5 separate regions of the Mus musculus genome follow, and regions 2, 3, 4 and 5 are each linked to region 1. The links are chromatin loops, found by intact Hi-C in ENCODE. Cell type or tissue: heart. All regions are shown on one strand. Region 1 holds the start of Ptpn4 (protein tyrosine phosphatase, non-receptor type 4). Region 2 holds the start of Tmem177 (transmembrane protein 177). Region 3 holds the start of Dbi (diazepam binding inhibitor). Region 4 overlaps Gm41938 (a long non-coding RNA gene). Region 5 holds the start of Tmem185b (transmembrane protein 185B).

Region 1 (5,000 bases):
TTTAGGTCAGGGATCAGAAGGAGTGAACTTGACTGGAGTGAACAGAGGTCCTGAATTAAAAACTCCCAGCAACCACATAATGGCTCACAACCATCAGTACAGCTACAGTGTACTCATATACATAAAATAAATAAGTAAATAAATCTTTAAAAAGAAATTTGAGAAGCATGAACATATTTCCCAGTTCATTCTTCATTGAGCAAATATGAAGATGTGGCATGGTCTAAAGTTTTTTTTTTTTTTTTTTTTGAGAGTCTCAAACTCATCACGTAGTGAGAATCACTTCTTTGAATTTCTGATCCTCCTGCTTCAATGTCTTGAGTGCTAGAATTTCACACATGGGTCATTATGTGGGGTCTTATGCTCTCCTAAAGATTTAACCCAGGGTTTGACGCACTTAAAGCAAGCATCCTACTATCTGAGCCACACAGCCTGTAAAGCAACCGTCCCCCTCCACTTCCTCTCTTAGACAATTCCTTGCTCCTTCTTTTTCAGGGATGCAGGAAGGTAGGTGTAAGATGAACATAGAATTTTCTAGGGATGACAGTGAATGCTGGTACGTTAAAGGGCCCATCTCCGTGATTTCCACTATGAAGGCTCTGTTTGGGAAGTTACTCTGTTTACGTGAAATATGCAGAGTAGGCCAACACATAGAGACAGGAAATAGATTATGACTTGGTAAAGGACTGGGGAGGAGAAAATAGAGAATGACCAGCAGGCAGGGGATGTCTTTTGGGCATTAGTGATGATTAGTAGTGACAGTCTTGAGGTAGAGTCAGGGCTGATGGTGGCACAGCTGTGAATGGCTCACCATGCCTGGCTTTTTACATGTGCTCTGGGGAATCCGAACACAGGTCCTTGTGCTTGCTCAGCAAGACGTTTACTGACTGACTTTTCTTGCCAGACTCTACTTCAGGTATTTTCTTGAAACCCTACTCACCTGTGATTCAAAGGTTTTGTTCTTTCCCTGCCTTTATTTCCCCCTGCTAGGCAATGTCCTCAGGCATTCTGAGGGCTGCAGAGATGACTAAGAGGCTTTGCCTTAGGTAATAGCAGTGATCAAATCACGGACTATCAGCAATACCCACACAGGGCTGAGGATTGTGTAGTAAGACGAACATTGTGAAAAGCACTAAAGGGATGTTTAAACCTAGAGCCATCTGTGTTGCAGAAGGAAGAAATCATTACTTGGTGCTTGACTCTGGCGAATTCTCTTTGAACTTTTGTTCAAGGACGAATGAATGCTGACCCAGGTGAGATAAGAAGCATTTTAGCAATGCCACAAACAAAGGATTTCAAAACGGAGAGCTGGAGGAAAGAATACAGACTTAGGGAAGAACGAGTGAGCACCGCCTGGAGCTGTCCTGTCTCACTTGGGTTCTGAGACAGGGTATCATGGAGCACAGGCTGGCCTGAGACTTTCTGTGTAGTTAAGGATGTTCTTGAACTCTTAATCCTCCTGCCTCAGCCTCCTATGTGGTCAAGTGTCCATCACCAGCTGGACAAGAAAGAGTAGGAGCAGAATGAGAATGAGAAGAAATTAATTTAAATTATTGTCTTCCACAGTTTTGAACAGATTTTCCTTATCGGTAAAATCATTTTGTCAACATGGAGAAAAGCAGCTTTGTAGCATGTGGGTGTTGGGCACTGAGGACCTTGTACATATACTGGGCAAGTGCTCTCTCCTGAGGCCTTTGAACAAACCAACTATTTATATATCTATCTATTTATCTATTTTGGTTTTTCAAGACAAGGCTTCTCTGTCTAGCCTTGGCTGTCCTGGAACTTGCTCTGTATATCAAGTTGGCCTGGAACTCACAGAAATCCACCTTCCCCTGCCTCCCAAATGGCAGAATTAAAGGCATTCATCACTACCACCAGGAAAAACATTTTTTATAAATAAGGTCTCTAGTGACAGAGATTGAGATTAAGATCTAACAAGAACCCTGGCCACAGAAAAGGGCACCCCCCCCACCCCCAAGTGGGTAAAAACGTCAAGGACTTTTGAGGTGGGTCAAAGGATAAAGGAAAGGAATTGGCTGCCAAGTCTGGCTCAATCCTTGCGACCCACATAGGATTACCAACTCTCAAACCTTGTCCTCTGATAGACAGACAGACACACAGACAGATGGACACACATATTTTAGGTGTATACAAAATAAAGAAATGTAAAACAAACAAACAAACAAACAAAAACGAAAAACAAGCAAAGAGGAAATGTGAGGGTCCTCCCAACTTACCCTTCCTTCATTTGATCCTAGTTGAGGTCACCTATTCTATAGGAATGTTCTATCATCATCAAGTTTGTATTACCCAGAAAATATTAAGGGTATACCCTCCTCAAGGTCATGGCATGATAATACCAACCCTCATTCTTAAAATGATTGAACGACTTTGATTTAAAAAGCAGTGTTCCTTGCACACAGAAAGCACCTATCCTTTGTTTTATCCATGAAACGTCTTTTGCTTAGGCTTTGTTTTCAAGGGCCTTATGTTTAGGAGAACTGATTGAAAACTGCACTTCAAAGCCTATACCCTCTATTAGCACTTAGTTGGGACAACCTGATGCCAGGAGGTCGAGTTTCCCCACTCTGTGCTATTGCCCCTCTTTTGTGTCCCTAGAGTCCGTCAGTAAGTACATCTTAGAAGAGGGAGGAGGGGCAGAACTGACAGTCAAGGAACCAATCGCTGCCTGGCGATGGGGTGTGGACACAGAGCCACGCCCTCCCCTCCCAACCCGCTAAATCCCGTCTCTCTCGCACCTGTGAGTACCAGTGCTTCTAGGCAGGCGCCCGCGCTCCGAAACCGGGTAGGAGGCGGGAAGGAGGCGGAGCAGAGGGCGTGGCTTCACCTCTCGCGAGACCGCCTCCTGTTGCCGAGGCCGCCGTTCCGGGGCTCTGACTGGTCGGGGGCTGCGCAGCCGCCATGTTCGGTTGCTATGCTGCGGCCTCGGAGACGGGGTGTGCTTGAGAGAGGAGGAGGAGACGGAGGAGGCGGTGGAGGCGAGGGAGGAGGAGGAAGGAGAGGAGGAGGAGAAGGAGGAGGAGGGTGACCGAGGCTCTCCTTTGCACTCTCACACAGAGCCGCCTCCCTGGAGTCACCCGCCGCTTCACGCCGCGCGCGCTTCCCTGCTCCGCGGACGCGACATTGTTCTTTTAAGACTCCCGGGAGCTGTCAGAAATCGGGGCTCCGGGACTTGAAAGAGACTTGACTTCGGCCCGCAGCTTGCGGGGACCGCGGCACTTTCGGGGCGCGTGTGAAGGGATTAGCTCATCTCGCCGCGAGGTGCGAGCGCGCGCCTCCCCGCGCACGCCAGCCCCGCCGCAGCCCCGCAGGATGACGGGGTGCAGGCGGCCCGCGGCCGTGGCGCGGCCGCTGTGGCGGCGGCTGTTCTCGGGACGCTGAGGGCGAGCACCTCGACGCGGACCACGCGCTTCTTTCACCCGGCCGCGAGCCCGGGGCCTCCTGCCTTTTTGTATTTGGATTCCCCCCCCCCCCCCCCTTTCTCCAGCCGGGAGGACGCGGCTGTGATAACGAAGGTAAGAGAGGCGCTTGGGGCGGTCCTTCGCTCGGCCTGTTTGGGCCCCCTTTGCAGGTCGTGGGCGCGCACCTGAAGCTCGCCGAGCCGGGCGGCCAGACTACCCGATCGACTTCCCTTTTCTTAGTGGGTCGGAGCACTCGAATCTTCCTGGGGTTTATAGTTGAAATCTGCTAGGGATGAGTGCACGGGAGAAGGGGTGGAATAGATGCGGAGATGAAATGTTCCTAAACTCAAGGTAAGGCTGGAGAATCTTCAGTATTTCATTTGTGGGATTCTTTTTTCTAATTGTTAATGTTAGGTTAATTGACTCATATAAGCATCTTTATTTTTTTTCCGCACGCGGTAGGAACACACGCTATCTTCCATTGAACTTGAAAGTCTCTTGTGACTTGCTAGTATTATACTTGCTTTTAGGAATCAGTAGTTGGGCCCAAAAAGTTGAGATGTAGAACATCTGAACTTAGATTTTTCATGCTGCTTTGGAATCGTCCCTACCTTCATGATGTTTAGATTCAGCGTGAGTATGTAGTCAAGAACAGATCGGTGTTTGTGGGGTTTTGTAAAATGTTAAGCACAGTCATTTGTGGCTTTCTGGCTTTACATTTTTGTTTCGGTGTCAATGTTTGTTTTATAGTTACTTACAGGAAAAATGGAGCGTATGATTATCCTTTGTGGACAGGAACTGTGCTTACCAAAGCGTAGACACCTCAATTGTCCCAGGACGATTTCTGGAAATCAGTTCAATCAGAGATTCAAGAAAAGCTAGATGTGTGTGTGTGTGTGTGTGTGTGTGTGTGTGTGTGTGTGTGTGTGTAGGTAGTTAAATGCATGTATGGATGCATTTGCTGGGGTTTCTAAAGTAATGGAACAATTTACAGTTTCAATGATAATCCATATCGATGTTTCCCTGAAACTTATGTCAGAGACTTTATGTTTGGCTTTGCATCACAGAGTGACATCAGTGTGGACAAGGACTACGTAGGGGGTTTTAAAAACTGCCTGTTCCAGGAGGACTAGTCATACCTAACTTTTGGAATAAGCAATTCAAGAAATACTGAGTGTGTGACCAGATCTTGGGTCCAGATGAAATAACACAGTTATTTGGTCACATTTAAAAGATGGCTGTGGAGGAAAAACAAGAAAAGCTAATGTATCTGACTTGTAAAGTCAGACTAGAAGACTGGAAGGGCAAATATGGCAGCCTTTTGAGAACCCTGGGTTTGTGAACAAACATAAGTGTGTCAAAGGGGAAAACTTGTTTTCCAAAACGGGAGGGATGACCTTAAACAATTATTCAGAGTACCTAGTAGACTATAACCTAGATATATTATTTAAATCTTGAATTTGAGGATTACAAATTTAATACTCTTTTAAAGAAAAAGCCAGTTTACAAGGAGAAGCTTATGAGCTGTCTAGAACCATTTTATTCACTCATACGATCAGTCATGCCACCTTTTTT
Region 2 (5,000 bases), 75 kb before region 1:
ATTGACCAGTCCAATGCATCTGGCCAGGAGTCACAGCTGCTGTTATGGCTCCGACTTTACCCCTTACTGTAGAGATGCAACAAAGAGCACAGTAGTCTTGATATCTGGACCACCAGCTAGTCAATGACCACCATAATCTTTACACCCTGTTTCTCGGACTTAACTGGCCATCCATTGTTCCACATACCTCATATTGATGGGCTGTTTGTTAGTCCCTTCCACAGCTAACATCATGCCTAACATGACCACAACAACAGTCTGGTCTAAGGAAGAGCTCTCTCCCTCCCCCGGGCCATAGCTAAGGGTGGTAAGAGCTTCACCGAGACCCAGGAGTTCAGTTCTTAATGCTGAAAAAGCAAAGCACTCAGCCTGGGGCATTGGTGTTTTCCTGGCTCTGGATTAAGACTCAGGTCAGAACTTTTGCATTGATCCTCTTGCTCTGGGGGCTTCAGGGTTTGACCAGTGCTAGGCCGTAAGCAATCCTGGCTGTTCAACTATCTGAGAGTAGAGCTTGGGTCTTTGGCCTTCTTAGTTGTATGGACTATTGAGATCTGCCTGTCTCTGCCTCCCAAGTGTTGGGGTTAAAGATCCGGGCCCCCATGGCCATGGAACCAATGCTTTTTATTAAACTTCTTCGCACATACTCTCACACTCCAGGTTCTCGTTCCCTGGAGAATCTGAGTAATACTGGGGGTAAGTGTGTTTTAAAGGACCAACTAAGCTGGGGAGGGGGTGGTGGCTGGTGGTGGCTGTGGTGTGGGCCTTTAATCCCAGCACCCAGGATGTAGAGGCAGGTGGACCTCTGAGTTTGAGGTCAGACTGGTCTACAGAATGAGTTCCAGGACAGCCACAGCTACATAGAGAAATCATATCTTAAAAACCAAACCAAACCAAACCAAAACATCAACTAAGTTCACCCAAAGTGTGGTTTGAGATGTCTCAGGAAATTTGATTTTCAAAACAAAAAAGGAAATTGTGAGATATAAATAAGGAAGATAATCTGTAAGGTGTGTGGATTAATTGAAAGTTGACTATAAACCAAGTAGAATAATATCTTTATACAGAAATTCCTGGATGTATTAAGGTAATATTTGTAAACAGACTTTATGCTTAAAGATATGAGATAGCTCTAACCTACTGAATAGTAATGAAAACACTAGCAATGGTGAGTATTATTTTAACACCCAAAGCCCCTGGGCACTGTTTTTTTAGAAAACTCCTCAGACTATTAATGAGATGGCTGAAGTGGTAAAGTGACTGCCACAAAAGCATGCAGACTTGAGCTCAGTCCTCAGCAGCCACATAAAAACAAACAAAACCAAAAACCTGGCTGTTAATGGTGTATGATTGTAATCCCAGCCCTGGGGAGACAGAAGCAGGCAGACCCCTGGGGCTCACTTGATCAGGCTGGCTACCTTAATTGCTGAACCCCAGATGCCAGTGAGATAACCCTATCTCCAAAAACGGGTCAGCTGTCTCCTGAGGAGCAACATCCAAGTTCACCTATAAATGAATGAGCGCACATTTGTGTATCCACGCATCTACCATTTGTTGGGTGTGCCTTCTAGTAAGTACTTATTACTTAACTCTAATATGGTCTACACCACACTTCTTTTCTTGTATTGTTTTGTTTTGTTTTTCGAGACAGGGTTTCTCTGTATAGCCCTGGCTGTCCTGGAACTCACTTTGTAGACCAGGCTGGCCTCAAACTCAGAAATCCGCCTGCCTCTGCCTCCGGAGTGCTGGAATTAAAGGCGTGTGCCACCACACCCGGCTTTAGACCACAATTCTTGCTGGTCTCACAAGGTCACTTGACCTTCGGAATGCAGCGGTCACTGGCAGCAATTCCAGACCTTTCTGTCCTCGCTTTTCTCATTAAGCTTAGCTCTCCTCCCAGCGTACTGCACAGATACCTATTCGGCGCTACAGAAATCCGGGCCAGCAGGTCTCTATCTTGGCTCCGAAGGGCGCCGCGACACGGCTGAATTGGATAACAAAGTCCTCAAACTGCTCCACCTCGCCCTGAATAAGACCTTAGAGAGCAGACCTCAGGACCAGAACAGAAGCGCTGCTCCAAGCCCCGCCCACAACGCCCGTTCCGCCCACAAAGGCCCCGCCCACAAAGGCCCCCAGACCGGCGTGCTTTGCGCCTGCTCAGTCCGGCGCGGGAGCGGCGTGTTCTAAGGTTGCTACCGAGGTAAGCTCTCCTCTTGGCTGTGAGTTCTCTTATGTCCAGCTTCCGGGTTCAGTCATGTTCCGGTTGTTGGAAGCAGCCCGGTATGTGTCAGGGCGGAATCACATTGAGAGCTCTTCTAAAGCCAGAGCCTACACCTGCTTCTAGGCCAACTGCGAGACTCAGAGGCCGACCCGGGAGAGGTTGTTTTTGTTTTTGTTTTTTGTTTTTTTTTTTGTTCCCTTCCAAGGACCCTGTCTTTTCTAGCCTCAGTTTCCTCTTGGAAAGAATGAGTTAAATGAGTGATACAGAACCCTACGTTTTGTTTACAGTAGTACATTGCTAATCAAACGCTTCGCGGAGATAGGAATAAAGTGAAATTTCATCCAAAGAGAAATAACAGTCATAGTGACATAATCACAGACGAAATAAGGTGCCCAGAATATTCAAAAGTGCGCCTGTGAGACTTTGTCTCAAAAAAAAAACCACCACCAATTAACTTTAAAAACAATATTAACTTTGCTAATGAGTGAGGTGGATGGTCTGTTTGGTCTGTTTGTGTATATATAATAGATAACATTTTTAAGGTGAACAGCTTGCTATGAATCTCTAACGGCCCGTGATCAAATACCGAACCTTTGCTATCAGTGGTTAGCCTGCCAAGAAAAGTGTCTCATGAGGAATGACCTGAACAACAGGAGTTTATTTTTTCTTAGTTCCAGAGCTGGAGGTCCAAGACTCAGGTGTGGCCAAGCTAGGCTCCCTGGGTATTTCAGCAAGGCTAACAAATGGCCATCTTACCCCTGGATCTTCATGTGGTATTTTTTCTGTATGTGTCCGGATCTGAGCTCGAAAGCAGTGAGATCTGAGTATTGCTATCCCACGAACCTTCCGTTTCTATTTCAATGATAGGCCGAAGCTCCAAATACAGCCACCTCGTAAGATAATGGAAATGTGGCTCAACCATGGGAGCTTGGTGGAAGTAGGGACACTAGGCAGCATGTGACACTGCCACTTGTGGTTTTGGCCAATAAACCTGTCCAGCTGCATCCCTTTTCACAGCTGGAAATAAACTGTTGTGGTATGGGCTCTGAAGTATGATTTTTTTTTTCTTAGACTGACTGAATCCAGTGAATTCTCTGTGTCCTCAGACTCTATATTTGGTGATACCACCAGCTACATATCAAAAAATGTTTTGGAAGGAAAATTTGTATCTGTACTGAACATGGCTTTATTTTCTGGCCTTTAATTCCTAAGCAATATAGCATCACAAATTACAAATGTAGTGTTTGCATTGTAATAGGTTCTGTAATAACAAATACTAAGCCTTTTTGTAAGAGATGAGCATGTGAGGATCTTGGAATGTTTGTATCTTGAATCTAATCCTCTAAGGATATGCACATATAGTATTTATGTATAAATGTGTGCGTTTAAATATTCCCTGTGTTTATTAGTGTTACATGTATTTCCTAGTACAGTTGGCTGTCTGTGTCCATGCATATTCAATCAGCCAAGAACTGAAAATATGCAAGCAAAACTGTGTCTGCTGAGCAGGCAGACATTTTAGTCGTAGTCTAGCTCTATATGTAGTCTTGTGTTGTAGTGGGTATTATAAGTAGTATGGAGATAACTTAAAGTATGTGAGAGGTGGGTATATATATATATATATTTTATGAGAGCTCATATGCAAATGCTATGCTATTTATATAAAGCAACTGATGGTCTTTGATTTTTGGTATCTGTGGGGATCCTGGAAGTAAACCCTTGTAGCCACTGAGGGACAGCTGTATACGCAGTGCTCTCAGAACTGTGTCTAGCATACAGTAGGTGATTAAACATGTGAATCCTAAGTCAGTTAGAGAGTCACTCTAGGATGAGTGGTGGTTGGAGAGAGGCTGTCGAATACTTAGTGCTGTGTCTAGCCATGGCAATACAGCCATTGCCAGAGGATGTCCACCACTGTGAGACACTGAAATGTCCTCTCTGTATTTACCCATCACAGTTGCTCTACACCTGGCTGCCAATGGGAAAGCTGATTCTGTGAAGCCTGAGGTGTCGGACTCTGGATGGAACCCGTACTCTCAGCCACAATGCAGTGTCACTTCAGTTAGGAACATTGTGGCCCCGGAGGTTGTTTAGCCCACAACCTGACAGAACCATCGGCTGACTTCTCTTCTTCTTGGCCAGTCTATCAGCAGAGGCAGTACTCATGGCTGGTCCTCTGTGGAGGGCTGCAGCCTTTATACAGAGACACAGAACAAGCCTATTGGTGGGTTCCTGTGCAGGCCTGTTTGGGGTTCAAATCTCATTTCACCTCTTCCCAGATCCCATAGTCCAGTGGCTCTACCAGTACTGGCCTCAGGGCCAACCAGCTCCTCTTTCCCCTCATCTGTGGAGCCTCTTCCAAGAGGTGCTAAAGGACATAGGTGTCCCTTCGGGTCACTGCTACAAGCCTTTTACCGCCTTCACTTTTCAGCCTGTGAGTGCTGGATTCCCACGGTTGCCTGCTGGGGCTGTGGTGGGAATCCCTGCCATCTTCCTGGGTGGCCCTGTGACCAACATTGAACACTCTGTGATCATACATGGGCAAAGAGTGGATTGGCAAAGCCCAGCAGGCACCAGGCTGAGAGATGCCCTGACCATGTCTCATAATGCCCAGAAGTTTGCCTTGGCCAAGGAGGTGGTATACCTGGAGAGTGGTGTGGCTGCCCTACAGACCCTGCCAGCCCCAGCTTGCCTAGCAGGAACATGGGCAATAAGTGTGGGTGCCAAGCATGCCCTGGGGCTCTACGGAGGCCCCATGAGCTTGCGAACTGCCTTTAACTTG
Region 3 (5,000 bases), 280 kb before region 1:
CGGCCCAGACAGTCTAGCCTGCTTACTTGGTAAGTTCGAGGACAACGGAGTCACTGTCTCCAAAACAAATGGAAGGCACTCAAGGAATAATAGACCAAGTTTTTCTAAGGCCTCCAAATGCCATCCTAGCTCCCTGGGGAAGAAGCACGAAGGGCAGGCTTAGCAGTGACGTTCCCATAGCTGAGACACCAACAAAGAGTTGCTGAGCAGCAAGGGAAGGAGGCACAAGGTGTGCTGAGAAGCATGGCCTCAGGCTCTCTGACACGGTGCCTGGGAAACTCTACAAGGATACCTTCTTTTGTCCCCTCTGGCTCAAGAGAGCTTAGCTCCCAAGGGTCCACACCCTTCAGCATGTCCCTCACCTCCTTGAAATAATTTTTGTACCCTCATCTGGAACCACTACCTGGAATTAATAAAGTGAGTTATATTCCTACAAGCAACCAACAACTCAACCTGGAACTACATACAGACTGGCATACTACATACATACAGACTACATACAGATAACGGCAACATGCCCACGGATCCACTGACCGCATGGGAGTCCAGTCAAAGCTCTGTGGAGTCACTTCCTCTTTCAGAAGTGACAAAGAAAACATCGACATTTTTTATACTTCACAGGCAATTTCTCCAAACTCACCTCCAACATTTTTGTTACTTTTGCTTTCTAAGCAAAGTGACTTACAAACTAACAAATCTACCTGTGTTCCCTGCAATTAAAGTTCTCCTTCCCAAACACTCCACAAAACATGACCGAAGCTGCTGGTGACATCTGAAGGCTCGGACTTAAGTTTTCTACTTTTGCGGGGCTGGGAATGGAACCCAGGATCTCACATATACTAGGCAGACAGACTCTCTCCAGCACCGAGCAGCAGCCCTAGCCCTGCCTTTGCAAACCACTACAGCTGTGATGAGGGGGCAGGTAGACAGGGTGGCAAACTGTGGCCCAGGCCTCTGGCCACACATTAGGAAGTGAGAAGAGACTATCTCCCTTTTGTAATGACCTCCAGAGAATTTTCTATCACCCCTCTCTTTCACCTTTGTATCCATTGCCAGAAAGTTCTTTCAGCCCTCTAAATCCTCCCGCCCACTTGTGCTGTCGCCCTTCCTCCTTCTCCCATGGAGCCAAGGCCCCTATAGCACCATCACCTCTGTTGAAAAGTCCCCTCCCCACCCCATGACTCCATCAGAATGACTGCCTGCATGCCCAAAATGAACAACCTCTGCCATCACCTATTCAGCTTACTTCGTTCTTACTTCTGCAGCTCTGTCGTGTTTTACTTAGTTGTACTTCCTCATTGCCCCGCTGTAGTCTTTTGTCCCGGGACACATATTCTTGGATTTGAATGCCGTCTAAACTCAACCCTCTGAACCTGCTGTGCACTCCTAAGCATGTTCTCCCTAACACTCTGGGTTTTCTCAATTTCTCTGACCTCCGTGTCTAGCTTAAAAGGCATAACTTAGGCAGAGGCAGGCGGATTTCTGAGTTCGAGACCAGCCAGAGCTATACAGAGAACCCCTGTCTTGAAAAACCAAAAAAAAAAAAAAAAAAAAAAAAGGCAAAACTTTTCCCCAGTCTCCTCTCCCCAGTGGATGTCAACATTTTCAGCTTGTCTGTCCTGTGGGTTTTTTACCTCAAACTTTTAATATAATTGTCCTCAAGCTTCCTTCCGAATCAGTTTTAAATTATTTCACTAATGAGACTAAGAATTCAAAGACCTCAGTGTCCACAGTAACTCCTGCTTACTCCTGCTTCTGCTAGAATGCTCCTTCCGACTTGCAGGACTCGCTCAAACAGCATCTTCTCCCCAACCCCTCTCCACACACATCAGTTATAACTTCCAACTCTTTACTTTTTAAACTAAATCAACTATGAACCCACTATAAGACGCTGCAAAGTAGCAAAGATTCGTCTGTTTGTCCTCTGCTGCGTGTCCAAGGTCTAGGAGTCGGCAAGCATCAGGTCACGTGTTTAAAAACCATTTGAAAAGTTATTCACTTAACCAAGGCTCGATGGGCACCTCTTCTTGTGCAAGTTTGTTATATCACATTGTCTCCGCCTTTATAAAGCACTGATGGAACACAAGACTGCGTTAGGGGTGCAGGACCGACAAGTATGGGCAATGTCAAAGAATATGCCAGAAGTTCAGAAGAAAAGGCCTAGATATGGACTTGGTCCAGCGGGCCACCATTGCGCTGTGCACCGGGGATTCTTCCCTGGATTTTCCGAAAGGGGTCGGGGCATCCCATTTTCTAGTCGGATAATTTACTCAACCAGCGATGCAACTTCCGGCCTCTTTCCAATCCGCATGAGAGTTAAAGGGAAAGAATCATACTGATTTCTGCTCTCCTCCCGCAGCACCCCATTTCACGCGTTCTCAGTGCCTGCTAGCTCCTGCCCAACTGCCCTGACGGAGAATGTCCCGTCCGTCCCTTCCCCCACGGAAAAAAAAAAAAAAACGAAACGCGTCCCACCTGCTCCCAACGTGCCCCGCGGCTCCTCCCCGCGCGTGCGCAATAAACTCCCTCTTGGGTCCGGGAAGGGTTGGAGCGCTCCGCTAGGATGGACACGCCCCCGAAAGCAGATCCGACTTCTGATTGGCTGCTGCCGCTCGCCCGAGCTCAGTTGGAACGCCGGGGTTGTGCTTTTAAAGGCGCTAGCTGGTGCGCTCTGTGACTTGATTGCTGCTGCTTCTGAGCTTGCTCCCGCGCTTTCGGCATCCGTATCACCTCACCAGTATGTCTCAGGTACTGCGTGTGCCCCGCCGGGCTGCGAAGATGCTGTGGGTTTGGGGACAGCCGGGTCTATTTCCTCAGATATCCCGCAGCTCTTCTGGGATCCGAGCCCAGCTCATAGCCTGGGGAGCGGAACTTTTTCCCTTGCAGATATGTAAAACTGCCACCCACGCCGGAACTGCCAGAGAGTTGCCGGTGGGCTGAACTCCTGGGTGAAGCAGGAACAGGGTCCTCGAAAGAAAGATGGGGCGTAAGAGGGAAGGAAGGACAGGGAAGATTGAATCCCACACTGGGAAGAACCGAATGGAATAGAGGGGCACTCATACAGGCCCTGGCTGAAGAGCCTGGAGGTCGGGGAAGGTATTTAGTCTTGTGCCTGGCCTGCCCCTGTACAGAAGAGATGTGAGTAGGTGAGGTGGTCCAGAAGCCTTTTCCTTCCCTCCAGTGGAGACCACTACCGAGGACTGAGCCCTGTAGGGCGATCTCTGACTCCTCCCACTTGCCTCTCCCTAATCTGGGCACTGGGACAGAGGTCAACGCTGAACTCCAGGCCCCTGTAGGAAGGGACCAGCTGGCTCCAGACACTGGATTCCACCGCATTCCTCTCCTGAACTCTGATCGACTGTTTTGATCACACCACGTTTCCCCTTACTGCCCAGTCAATCTCCGCTGATCATAGGTCGGGCTTTACTGGAACCCCAGCAATTGTTGGATCTGGGCCAGTGGTGGCCCAGGCAGTTAGTTGGGCAAGAAAATTTTCAAGGGCGTGCACTTCCACTGTGAGCCAAAACTATTCCCAGCACTTGACACAGTGCTGTAACTGCTTGAGTGGACAGGTGGGCCTTAGGGAATCCTGGCAAGAAGAGGGAATATGGGAGGCATCCCTGGGCCTCTCCCACTCAGGCAACCTACATCTCGTTCCTCTCCCTCTCCCTCACTCTTAGGCTGAATTTGACAAAGCCGCTGAGGAGGTGAAGCGCCTCAAGACTCAGCCAACTGATGAAGAGATGCTGTTCATCTACAGTCACTTCAAACAAGCTACTGTGGGCGATGTAAATACAGGTATGCCCAGCTTCTCATCAGAGCGGGCCAAGTTGGCTCGGCAGCCCGGGAGTCTGAGAACTTCGCCTTCCGACTGCCAGAGGCAGGCTGTGATGACAGAACATTGGTATGGAGACCTTAAGCTGAGAGATTGTCACCTGCAAAGACCATCTCCCTAAACTCTTAGTGACTCTGGGAGCAGAGTCAGTGTGGGTTTACAAGGACTTTACTGATTATCTCAGCATCTACTCTGAAGGCAGCAAAGGCTCCAGCCTTGTTGCTCAGCAGTCGCTTTCTCGAGCCTCCCGTTTCCATCAGATGAACAGGGTCATGGAGTGCTTGGCCTCTTTCCCAAGCCGAATAGATGAGCAGATACATCATATCTGGTACCCTGGGGCAAGGCAGAAGTGCTGCTGGCCCAAGTCTGCCCTATCCAGGTGACTTTTCTCCCTATCCAAAAATCTTGGGCAGATTTTTCTTTTTTGCCAAGTATTGTAGGTTGATGGGCCAGCCTGTCTCTGCCTCTCCAGCACTGTTATAAGCACAGGCTGCTGCGTGGCCTTATATTTGTTTCCCTCCCACATGGGTTCCGGGAGTCAAACTCACACCCTCGTACTTTACTGGCTGGCCTGTCTCTCCAGCCCCTTGGTATAGCTTTTGAAACTATGCTGTGGGTTACCTTAGTCTATGATACTGTCTTTTCTGTGCCTTGAGCAGTGGCTATAGCCTGAGATAGCAACACAGTGTGTTCCAGCAAGGACTCATGACAGCATAGAAGAAAATGTATGCCTCAGTCACCCACCAAGCATGGCCTCCAATTCCACTGGAGCTGGAGTGGCTAGCCAAGCAGGTCAGAGATTTGAGGGCTTATAAACATCCAGGAAGGAGAAGCCAGTGGGAAGGGAACAGAGAGCTGTGGATGCTTTCTGCTAGATAGTATTTTCCCAGAGCCTGGCCTCTAGCCACGCTATTGGTACTTGCTGGAATATAAGCATCAGTAGACTAGCTTGGAATCCACCCTTGCCTGGTCAGGGAACCGGCTTGTTTGTTTGTTTGTTTTTTGCTGTACTGGTTCAATACAACAAAGACTAGCCACAAGTGGTTATATGGGTTTTAGCTGAAAACAGCTAAACCTAAGTAATGCCAAAAGGCCAGTCTGTAGCTATGCAAGCTGTGTTTCAAGGGCTCAGTGGCCACAGGGGGCAAGCGGCTTCTGAATTAGA
Region 4 (5,000 bases), 260 kb before region 1:
CACCACACAGCTTATAAGTCTATCTATCACCAAGGGAAACCAGGAGCTTGAGTCAGAAACATATGCAGAGTGTGGAGGGATGCTGCTTCCTGGCAGACTTGCTCCTGTTGGCTTGCTCAGCCTGTTTTCTTATTTCACCCAGGACGACCAGCCCATAGGCAGCATTGCCACACTGAGTTGGGCCCTCCCACAGCATCATTAATCAAGAAAAATGTACCATAGCTTGCCCACAGGCCAATCTGATGGGTGCACTTTCTCAACTGACCTTCTCTCTTCCAAAGAGACAATAGCTGGAATCAAGTTGCCATAAAATTAGTCACCACACCCACACTAGGATTACAAGCTTGTGCCACCATTTCCTGCTTCAAAAATTTTTTTAATTAGTTTTATTTTTTTACGTGTGTGTTTTGGTTGCGTGTATGTGTGTCAAATGTCTGCATGCCTGGTGCCCACAGAGGCTAGCTGAGGGCATTGGGCACCCCTAGAACTAGAGTTACAGATGTTTTGTGAGCTGCCGTGTAGGTGCTGGGAGTTGAATCTGGTCCTCTGGAAGATCTCCCAATACTCTTAATGCAGAAGTACCTCTATAGTACACTCCCCAACCCTTGATTGGAGAAATGCCAAAGTCACATTATAGGACAGGCCTATGTGATAGGGGACCTGCTGCCACCTTTTTTTTTTGAAAATATAAGCTGTCTGAGACCCACAACATTCTTCATGAGAAAGGCTCCGATCAGACTGCCCTTTTGACATAACCACACTGAACTTCTGGTTGCTTGTACCACCATGAGGTGGATTCCTGTCATCTCCTGTCTGTGGTACAGGATGCATTTCACGAGTCTTGCAAGGTGGCTGGTAATGTGTGTGCAGTTTCCATCACAACAGCCAGGAATGAAGACTCCATAAAGAGTAGTCTGTGTGCCCCGCCCCTTCCGGTGACCCTTCACTTCCCTGGTTGTAGAAACTCACTGTTCTTGCCATCTGTGTTGCAATAAAGCAGTGGCAGCAACCTTTGCCACTTGGGCAGCTCAGAGCCTCGCAATGACCCTCTGTTGTTTTATAGTGTTTGCTCCAGCCTGCTGTGGACAGAACTCCGCTCAAGCCCTTGCCAACCTTTAGCATTTCTGTCAGGAGGACTCTAGACTGGGACCTGTTTGTTGTCGTCATCATTGTTGTTGTTGTTGTTGTTAATAAACAACAGGATTATTGCAAATGGATTTCTTGTTTGTTTGGGGTTTTGAGACAGAGCCTGGCGTAGCCCAGGCTGGCCTCCAACTCAGGATGAGGGTGATAATGACTTTGAATTTTACTGTATTAAATGTTAACATGTCTTTGCTCACTTGAGTATCATTTTAAGAATGGTTTTATTTTCATAATGTAGAAGACAAGATTAATATTTTGCTACTTCAGTGAAAATAAAAGTTTGACAGTGGCCTTCTTCATGGACTCCCTCTCAATCCTTCTCCCTCAGAGCTGAACGCCGCCTTCCTGTTAGACTTCAGGACTCTCCCTTCAGACTCTTGGGTCCAGCCCTGCTCTCAAAGTCTAACTGTGCCCAGGAGCAGCAAGCAAGATGTTTTCCCATCCCCAAGATCGTGTGTGTGTGTGTGTGTGTGTGTGTGTGTGTGTATGTGTGTGTGTGTGTGTGTGTGTGTGTGTGTGTGTGAAGAGAGAGAGAGTGTGTGTGTGTAGGCAGAGATGGAGAGAGAGAGAGAAAGAGAGTGTGTGTGTGTGTGTAGAGAGAGAGAGAGTGTGTGTGTGTGTGTGTGTGTGTGTGTGTGTGTGTGGAGAGAGAGAGAGAGAGAAAGGGAAAGAGAGAGAGAGTTACCAAGCACCCTCTGGGGCCGGTGAGAGTGGGCGTTCCTACCCACTCAGGGCCGGATGTGGCAGTCAGTGAACCAAAATAAATGGTCAGTGTTAGAGGAAGCAGGCCTTCAGGGCACACCACCAGGACTCAGGACTCAGATGCTTAGAAAGGAACTGGAAGGGCTCGTGTGTGCAGACTGTGAGTCATCTGGGAACATCTTCAGAGCTCTGAGGAGAGGAAGCTATGCTCCAGTGGAGAGCCACAAGGGGTCTGAGGAACTGGGCATAAAGCCTTGTTCCAGCTGTTCCACACTTTGTCTCTGATCAGTGGGGTCCCCTTGTGAGCCGGGGTTACCAACGTGAACCACCACTGCAGTGACACTCACAGAATTTGGGTCTCTAGAGAGCCCTGGCTGTCCTGGAACTTGCTCTGTAGACCAGGTTGGCCTTGAACTCAGAGATCCACTTGCATCTGCCTCCTGAGTGCTGGGATTAAAGGTGTGTGCACCCTACCCCCAAGGCTCACACACAACTTAACATGGGCTCTGAAGGCTCCAACTCAGGTCCTCTGGCAAGACACTTCACCAGCAGAGCCATGTCCCCAGCCCTAATTGAGACCGTTTTATTATAAAATGTTTCAAATGCCCAGAAAAGTAGTAGTAACTCTGCAGTGAGCAGCCATGTGTCCACTCCGTGGATTCTTATCTTTTCAACCCAGGTGTGTCATCATCTACCAAACTCTTATCTGTCCCGCTGTCGTTCCAGCAAGCTGAAGGTACTTTCATGCTTTTCAAAGCAATCAGTGCACATCGACACACTTTCCCATTGTCTTAAGCATGTGAATCGTTAATTAGTGCTATATGTGCATACACATTGTATCTGAGGGATAAAATGTATATACAACATGTTGAAGGCTTGGTCAACACACGGCGCTATTAGGAAGCGGTGGAGCCTTAGGGATTGGGACCTCACAGAAGGATATTAGGCCATTTGGGACTGTGCCTCTGACGAGGCTATTGAGATTCCCAGCTCCATTCCCCTCTTCTCTTCTCTCCTCTTCAGCTCTCTTTCCTCTCCTCCGCTATGATGTGTCCCCAAAAGAAACAGGATCAAATCACTATGAATGGAAACGTCTGGAACTGTGAGCCAAAGTCCCTCTGGTTGTGGCAGTGAGAGTAGAGAAAGCAGGAGCCAGAGGAAGACAACCATTGAAACTTTACTTTCAAGGGAGTCTGTAATAACTTTTATCCTCTTTGATTATAAATACAAAAACTTTTAAAGGGAGCACCGGCGCGCCCTCTGGAGGTCAGATGGAGAACTACAACACCATCTAAAGATTCCTGTGCAGTTCGAACTTGCTCAATCCTGTAGCCAGGCTAAAGTACAGAAGCTCTTCTTTTACCAGCTGAAAAAGGGGCTGTGAGGACAAATTCCTGCTGCGTCCTTGGCTTTTCAGGAAAATTTCGTTAAAAAAAAGATTGATTGATTGATTGATTGATTGATTTTATGTATATTAGTACACTGTAGCTGTGCAGATGGTTGTGAGCCTTCATGTGGTTGTTGGGAATTGAATTTTTAGGATCTCTGCTCATTCCAATTAGCCCTGCTCACTCCGATTAACTCTGCTTTCTCAGGCCCAAAGATTTATTTATTATTATACATAAGTAGACTGTAGCTGTCTTCAGACGTGCCAGAAGAGGACAGCAGATCTCATTACAGGTGTTTGTGAGCCACGATGTGATTGCTGGGATTTGAACTCAGGACCTTCGGAAGAGCAGTCAGTGCTCTTACCCACTGAGCCATCTCTCCAGGCCCTTTTCAGGGAAAATCTTAATCTGAGACTCCATCACCTGGCTGATGGGAGACCCAAAGAATCTGTTTCTCTGGGTCACCTCCTTCTGCTCCACCCCAACTCTGCACCAAGCTTTGACATTCTTGAGGACGGGCCCCAACTGTCCCTCATCCAAAGATCCTTCTCCTACCCAAGCACTGTGGGTGTTACAGCTCTGAGGGGAAAGTTTTCAGCTCTAACCAGAAATCCCCAATGTACGTGTGTCAGCTCGGAGAGTAAAAGTTTCCCTCATAAGAGTATTACAGTTCTGAGCGAGAAAATGTTCTCAATGCAAATATTACAGCTCTGAAGGGAAAGATATCCTGGCAGTCAGAAGCCAAGGAATACCACAAAGTCACCCCACACAACAAGCCTCACACAAGAGACTTATTGGGAGGGGAAATCTAGGAGGATGGCTGCCTCTGCTCATTGAGAAGCAGCAAAGAACTAAGCAGGAGGAAGACTTTAGATACGGTTTCTTTGGGGATAGAGCTTTCTAGGGTGGCTTGGAATTGGTGGGATTTTGTGGCCTGGTTCCGCACCCCCACCCCCATAGGGTAGAGCTGGCCACTGCAGCAGTTACAGTGGCTGACATGCGCCCCCATGGACACTTTTCTATTACTGAGATCTGCATACCAAGGTGCAATTAGCAAAGAAGACCACTTTCTCTTTAAGGAACCAGCCAGCTTGAGGCCCTTGGAAACAGCAACCTAGTCCTGTACCTTCAGTCATCAGACTTAGATCCCTAGGAAATATATGTTTGATGGATGGGTGGATGGATGGATGGATGGATGAGTGGATGGATGGATGGATGGATGGATGAGTGGATGGATGGATGGATGGGTGGATGGATGGATGGGTGGATAGGTGGATTCGTGAAAGGATGAATGAATATAAAATTTTAACCTCTGTTTGTTGTTGTTGTTGGTTTTTGTTTTTGTTTTTTTTCAAGACAGGGTTGCTCTGTATAGCCAAAACTCAGAAATCCGCCTGCCTCTGCCTCCCGAGTGCTGGGATTAAAGGTGTGTGCCACCACGCCCAGCTTTCTTAGACGCGTTCGCGACCGGCCAGGAAGAACACAACAAACCGGAATCTTCTGCGGCAAAGCTTTATTGCTTACATCTTCAGGAGCCAGAGAGCAAGAGAGCAAGAGAGCAAGAGTGCAAGAGAGCAAGAGCAAGAGAGAGCAAGAAAGCAAGAAAAAGAACAAGAAAGCAAGAGTGCAAGAGCAAGAGAGAGAAAAAGAACAAGAACAAGAAAGCAAGAAAAAGAACAAGAACAAGAAAGCAAGAGAGAGCAAGAAAGCAAGAAAAAGAACAAGAACAAGAAAGCAAGAGAAAGAATGGCAAAATCCCGTCCCTTT
Region 5 (5,000 bases), 310 kb after region 1:
ACACAATACATTACTGCCAAGAACTACAATCAACACAGATAACACTGCTAAAACATTCATATAAATACTAATATATGCAGATTCACTCCATTAGAAAATTCATCTATTAGAATACTAGAGACCTGTGTCCGCAAAGCCCACAGAAAACAACTATTTGAACAGTAGGAGCACTAGAAACACCAACAATGAGGTTTAGGGAACAGTGGGAGGGGACAATTTGGTACATTTGCCATTTTGTCACAATGGGTGCAATCTAAAATACAATTTTAGACTAGCAGTGTATAAAAATACTTTTTAAACAATACTTTTGGTAGGCATAAGTAGCACTTTAAAACAAACAGCTATGTAGTTTTCAGGTCTTTTGAAGGCCTAGAAACAATTCGATTTACCACCTTTGGCTAGCTCACAAGATGTGGGCCTGGAAAGCAAGTTCTCTTGCACATTATGTACACATCCCACAGTCCTACAGTTTCCCCCTTCTGCCTACGGCACACAATGACCACTGCAAGAGACTTCTGTCTCAGTGTGGATGTAAAATGAGGGGGACCTGTTTCCAATTCCAGGACTGGATGAACACAAGAAAAAAGCAAAGTGGAATTCAAGGGTATATGGTTCTTATTTCACTGAAAGGCCCAGCCTGTGAGTTTAGTCTGGCATATCAATGTTTAACTTGGGAGGTGGAGGCACATATTTCCCAGGGCTCTGTGTTATAACTACCCGCGCCTTCTTTCCAAACATTGGAGCAATTTTCGGAGCTTCTGACACCGATGCGTCTTCAGCATCTTCACTGTCTTCGTGATGGAGATCGTAAGAGATATTTCCATATTCTCTTAAAAACGGAAAAACTTCTAGTAGAAACTGACAGAAATCCCTGCGAATCCCAAACCACCAATGATTGCCCCCTTTCCGCCTGAACGTTGTAGCCATCAAAGTCAGTAATGAGAGCCAAAGCGGGATGAAAATGGAAATGTAAGAGAACGTATTGTGGTCATCCAGTCTGTGAACTAGCAGGACCTCAAAAATGAGCAGGGGCACGACAATGGTGATCCAGCTGATGGCCATGGTCACATGTGTTCTTCGCTGCTCTGCAACCACATCCAGGGACCGCAGGAATAGGAGGGACCACACGATGTAATAGAGAACTACCAGGCAGAGGAATGACATGAGGATCCACAGGGGCACGAACACCACTAGCCACGGCCAGTGGATAATCCTGTCCAGCCTCAGGGCGATGAAGATGAACTGCAGGATGTTGACAGAGCACAGGATCTCCAGTTCCAAAGACCTGTCGTGTCGGAAGCCCCAGACACAGGCGGCCACGGACACAGGGGAAACGAAGAAGAGTGGCATGAAGACCAGCAGCCAAAAGTGGGTGCCCCTCTCCACCCTGTCGCAGACTAGTATCTCAAACATGAGTAGTAGCAGGTGGATGCCCACGGCGATAAGCATGGCTTTGAATTCCACGCAGGCTTCCCCCTCTGTACGGTAGCGTGGGTTGCGGGCCCACACGCCCGCACCCACCGAGGCGCCCACGATGACCAGGAGCTTCCACAGCCAGATGGGGGCGAAGACTGCCCAGTAGCTCCACTGGATGATGCCGTCCAGGCGCAGGGGCAGCAGCACGGAGAAGAGTAGCAAGCAGGCATAAATGAGGAACTTACTGGGGTTGAAGTCCTGGAACAGGCCCCTGGGGTTCATGGCGAAGGCTGTACTGCCTCTAGATGGGCATCCGCCCGCTGCGTGTTAGAGGCTCCAGACCGCAGCTCCGAGGGGCCGGAACACGTGCGAGCAGTCACGTGGCCCGGCCGGAAGCGAGCCGAGGGCACAGCGTGCGCTGGCCGCGAACGGTACGGTGCCTACGCCGGGGACACTGCCCCAACCCCGTAGCTCAGGCTTCAGTGGATGCTCACGCCGTCTGCCTTCATTTCGCAGCCACGAGGCCGACGCCGCGTTGCGTGCGGAGTCGGATGGGACCTGGCGCGCTGCGGACTCGGCGACCCGCAGACCCGCTGCCTGTGAGCTGGCCGAGACCTTCGGAGGACGCTTCCTGGAGGAGGCCGGAACATGGAGGAGGGAGTGAGCTCACATCCTCCCGGCAGGCTCGGGGGCGGGGCCCGGGACGGGGCGGGGTCGGAGAGCGGTGGGAGCAGAGCTGGGCGGAGGGCAGGGCGAGCCGGTCCCCGCAGGGGTTTGGGGTCTTTCCGAGTGGGGAGGGCAAGAGCAGCGCGTTGTCTGGCCCCGGAGCCTGGGGGTGCACGGGCAAAGGCGGGTGGCGGGCGAGCGAAGGGAGTCTGAGAGCGCGCCGGTAACTGTGACTGCCCAGCACGGATGGAAGGACGCGCGAGGAGCAGTGGCTTTGACCCTGGGTTCGGCGCGAAGGCCGGGGGGGGGGGGGGGTGCAGGCAGTCAACGGGTTAGGGCTCTGCCCAGGGCAAAACTCCACAGAGCCACTAGCGATTCTCAGGCTGCCCCTAAAAGGTGGTGCGGAGCGCCTAGGTGCTTACCAATACTCTTCTGCCCTTTGTCACCTGGTGGAGGGGTACCTGGGAGGGTGCCCCACCAGGCCAGAAACAGCTCCCTGAGGGAGCAAGTGAAGAAACTGGACCCAGAGAAGGCCTGGTTAGCGGCAGAATTAGGGCTTGGATTTAGGGCTCCCAACCTTGAGTCTCATTTTCATTTATCAGACACTGCATGAGTCTGATTCTTTTAGAACTATGTTAGGAAAAGGTGCAAGGGTCAAGAAATTTTGGTTGTACCCCAGACCCTGCCAGCCACCGGCTGAAAAGGGAAGCAAATCCATCCCAACCCACCCCCTCTCTGATAAGCTGCAATGGGTTTGTGGTTTAGATACTATTTTTTTCTGACCTGCTGGGCAGAACTAAAGGGTTCTTTCCTCCCTTCTCTGACCCTTGCTCAGCAGAGCCCTGGTTGCTAGTCCTTGCTTTTCAGCCCCGGGGCCTCGCCCTTCAGGTTCCCTGAAGTGGGATAAAAATGCATGAAAGTCTTAGGCCATTAGAGGAAAATGAGGGGGTGGAAATGGATGGCTGCCAATCTCTGCAGTTGGAGTATAGGGCTCCCAGGGGGAAGCAGAGAACCTTCACGGACGCTACTGCCTCTTCTTTCAGCCCTTCCAGAGAAAAGTGGGGACAGCTGCTAAGCCCCAGGCTTTCCTCATTCATGATGGGCACCAAGGAGTTGCATAAGGGTTGCTGGAGATTAGTGCCAGACGGCAGAGTGCCCCCCAAGCCCAGAAATTGCAACAGGTGAACCAGTGTCCAGGCCCTCTGTTTCTACAGAGCCGATTGGAGTGATGGCCCCTACTGGGCATCAGTTTAGTTTCTTGGCTTTTTTGGTGCTCCTACCGTTTAAAAAGAATGCTGCCGTAGAAAAGGGTCTTTGTGTGTGTGTGGTGTGCATGTGTTTGCACATTCAAGTGTGTGTGTGTGTGTGTGTGTGTGTGTGTGTGCAGATGCACATAGAGGCTTGAAATTCACATCAGGTGTCAACCAGTTTGCCCAGGGGATCTCTTCTCTGCTTCCGAAGGACTGGATTGTAGAGAGCTATCATGCCTGTCTAGCTTTGTATGGATTCTGTACCAAAGTTGAAGACCAAACTGCTCCTCAGACTGCGGGGCAGCTAGATAAGTACTTCATCCACTGAGCCGTTCTTCCCAGCACAGCTACCCTGAAGCTAGCATACAAACTGAATGTTAAAATAGCTCCTGTGCTGGAGTGTGTGGGGTGTAGCACCCCTGGCCACCAACATGGGCCTCCCTATTCTGAGGGTGCGTGGCTTTGGGAGACTGAGCCCAGAGAACAGGAAGTAGTGTATTGTAAAGTTTGGGGAGCCCCTGAGATGTGGCCTGACATAGTGTCCTCCTCTCACCACCCGTGTTGGGCAGCCTCAGTCTCAGCCCTCGGTCTAACCTGAGTTTCTCCTGAACTCACCTAGTCCCCTGCTGACCCCTTGTGTTGGGGGAGAGGATGTGTGTTTATAGGGGACAGAGAGTGTCAGGAGTCCTGATCTGCCAATCTTCACCTTAGTCCCTTGAAACAAAATCTCTCCTGGCCTGGACATAGGTTGGCCAACAAGCTCCAGCGTCCACGTCCCCCCACCCTGTCCTCCAGCACGGGACTTACCGGAAGCCGCTTCAGATGTGACTGCTTGGGATTTGCCCTCAGGTCCTCAAACTCCACTGGACAAATTCTTTCAGCATGGAGCCTTCTTCCCAACCCCCACTCCAGGTGACACCTGGCCACATTTCCAGCCTTTGGCTCAAGCCTGGATCTTTCCAAGGCCTCAGCCCTTGCTGAACGTGCTCTGAGCTAATACTGCAAACCTGGGAAGTTCCTTTTCAGATCCATATAGTTTAGTCGTATCTACTATGTCACAGAGAAGCCATGGTCCATCTGGTTCTTTCTGTCAGCTCCTGTCCCTAAACAGAGCACAGTCCCATCTCTGCCTACAACAGCAGGGTCCAGCTCCCACATCCTTTCTACGTATTGTGGAGGTGGAGGAGGCCCAATGCTGTAGCAAGCTACCAAGGCTGTCCTGTCCTATCTGAGACAGAAACGATAACCTCCTCAAAGTGCAGACAAAGAGAGTCGTGTATAAGAACCTGGTGCTGGGATCCCAGCTGTAGTGGCCATTGTCACCGGCTATCTCTGCATCAATTAGATGCCGCCTCCCACAAGGACAGGTGCCACTGTCCTAGGGCTTCCAGCAGTCCTGCTGCTCTGACCTTGTCATCTATCAGCCTCATGCCCACGCAGGCCTGTGAGGAAACAAAAGTACTAGTGAGGCTGAAGTGACTGTGCCCGCCTGGACTGAGCATCAGCCCTGCCCCACCCACCCAACTGAGCAGCACCCCCACCCTCATCCCAGGACTGAGCATCAGCTCCGCCCCCCCCCCACACACACACAGACTGAGCAGCAGCCCTCCCCACCCCTCCACCCTCCCCCCCCCACACACACACACAGAGCAGCAGGGCGGCCACATA

What was found. Hi-C counts contacts between places; a loop is a spot of excess contacts. Peaks named below come from ENCODE experiments on the same cell type or tissue, not always from the same donor. Only the 100,000 strongest peaks of a DNase experiment are listed, where the experiment ranks them.
Region 2: a loop joins it to region 1, with 8 times the contacts of the local background. A loop is called at or near these places in 10 of 42 quality-filtered maps.
Region 3: it touches region 1 in a loop (3-fold over the local background); 3 of 42 quality-filtered maps call a loop at or near these places.
Region 4: a loop joins it to region 1, with 2.0 times the contacts of the local background. A loop is called at or near these places in 3 of 42 quality-filtered maps.
Region 5: a loop joins it to region 1, with 2.1 times the contacts of the local background. A loop is called at or near these places in 2 of 42 quality-filtered maps.

What each region holds. Positions count from the first base shown.
Region 1 is chr1:119,835,441-119,840,440 of GRCm38, reverse strand. It overlaps Ptpn4 (protein tyrosine phosphatase, non-receptor type 4), which reads left to right and starts at 3,370. Exons shown (of 27, transcript NM_019933.2): 1 at 3,370-3,539. In heart, no CTCF peak of the experiment used is centred here; DNase peaks (open chromatin) are centred at 2,870 and 3,580; H3K4me3 peaks cover 2,766 bases; H3K27ac peaks cover 1,643 bases.
Region 2 is chr1:119,910,330-119,915,329 of GRCm38, reverse strand. Tmem177 (transmembrane protein 177) reads left to right here and starts at 2,147. Exons shown (of 2, transcript NM_175106.4): 1 at 2,147-2,197; 2 at 4,176-5,000. The coding sequence starts at 4,383. All of the region lies in intron 2 of Gm28209 (a long non-coding RNA gene), which reads right to left. In heart, no CTCF peak of the experiment used is centred here; a DNase peak (open chromatin) is centred at 2,109; H3K4me3 peaks cover 1,562 bases; H3K27ac peaks cover 1,274 bases.
Region 3 is chr1:120,118,693-120,123,692 of GRCm38, reverse strand. It overlaps Dbi (diazepam binding inhibitor), which reads left to right and starts at 2,597. Exons shown (of 4, transcript NM_007830.4): 1 at 2,597-2,748; 2 at 3,681-3,798. The coding sequence starts at 2,740. 3110009E18Rik (RIKEN cDNA 3110009E18 gene) reads right to left here and starts at 2,506. Exons shown (of 6, transcript NM_028439.2): 1 at 2,476-2,506. In heart, a CTCF peak has its summit at 2,239; DNase peaks (open chromatin) are centred at 2,572 and 3,342; H3K4me3 peaks cover 2,465 bases; H3K27ac peaks cover 3,337 bases.
Region 4 is chr1:120,096,650-120,101,649 of GRCm38, reverse strand. The region is part of intron 1 of Gm41938 (a long non-coding RNA gene); the gene reads right to left. Among named protein-coding and RNA genes, the nearest start is that of Gm41938, 9.0 kb to the right of the region's middle. In heart, CTCF peaks have their summits at 2,896 and 3,102 (motif pointing left); a DNase peak (open chromatin) is centred at 1,969.
Region 5 is chr1:119,523,209-119,528,208 of GRCm38, reverse strand. Tmem185b (transmembrane protein 185B) reads right to left here and starts at 2,055. Exons shown (of 1, transcript NM_146103.2): 1 at 1-2,055. The coding sequence starts at 1,698. The coding sequence ends at 646. In heart, a CTCF peak has its summit at 3,084; DNase peaks (open chromatin) are centred at 2,098 and 3,048; H3K4me3 peaks cover 2,183 bases; H3K27ac peaks cover 1,963 bases.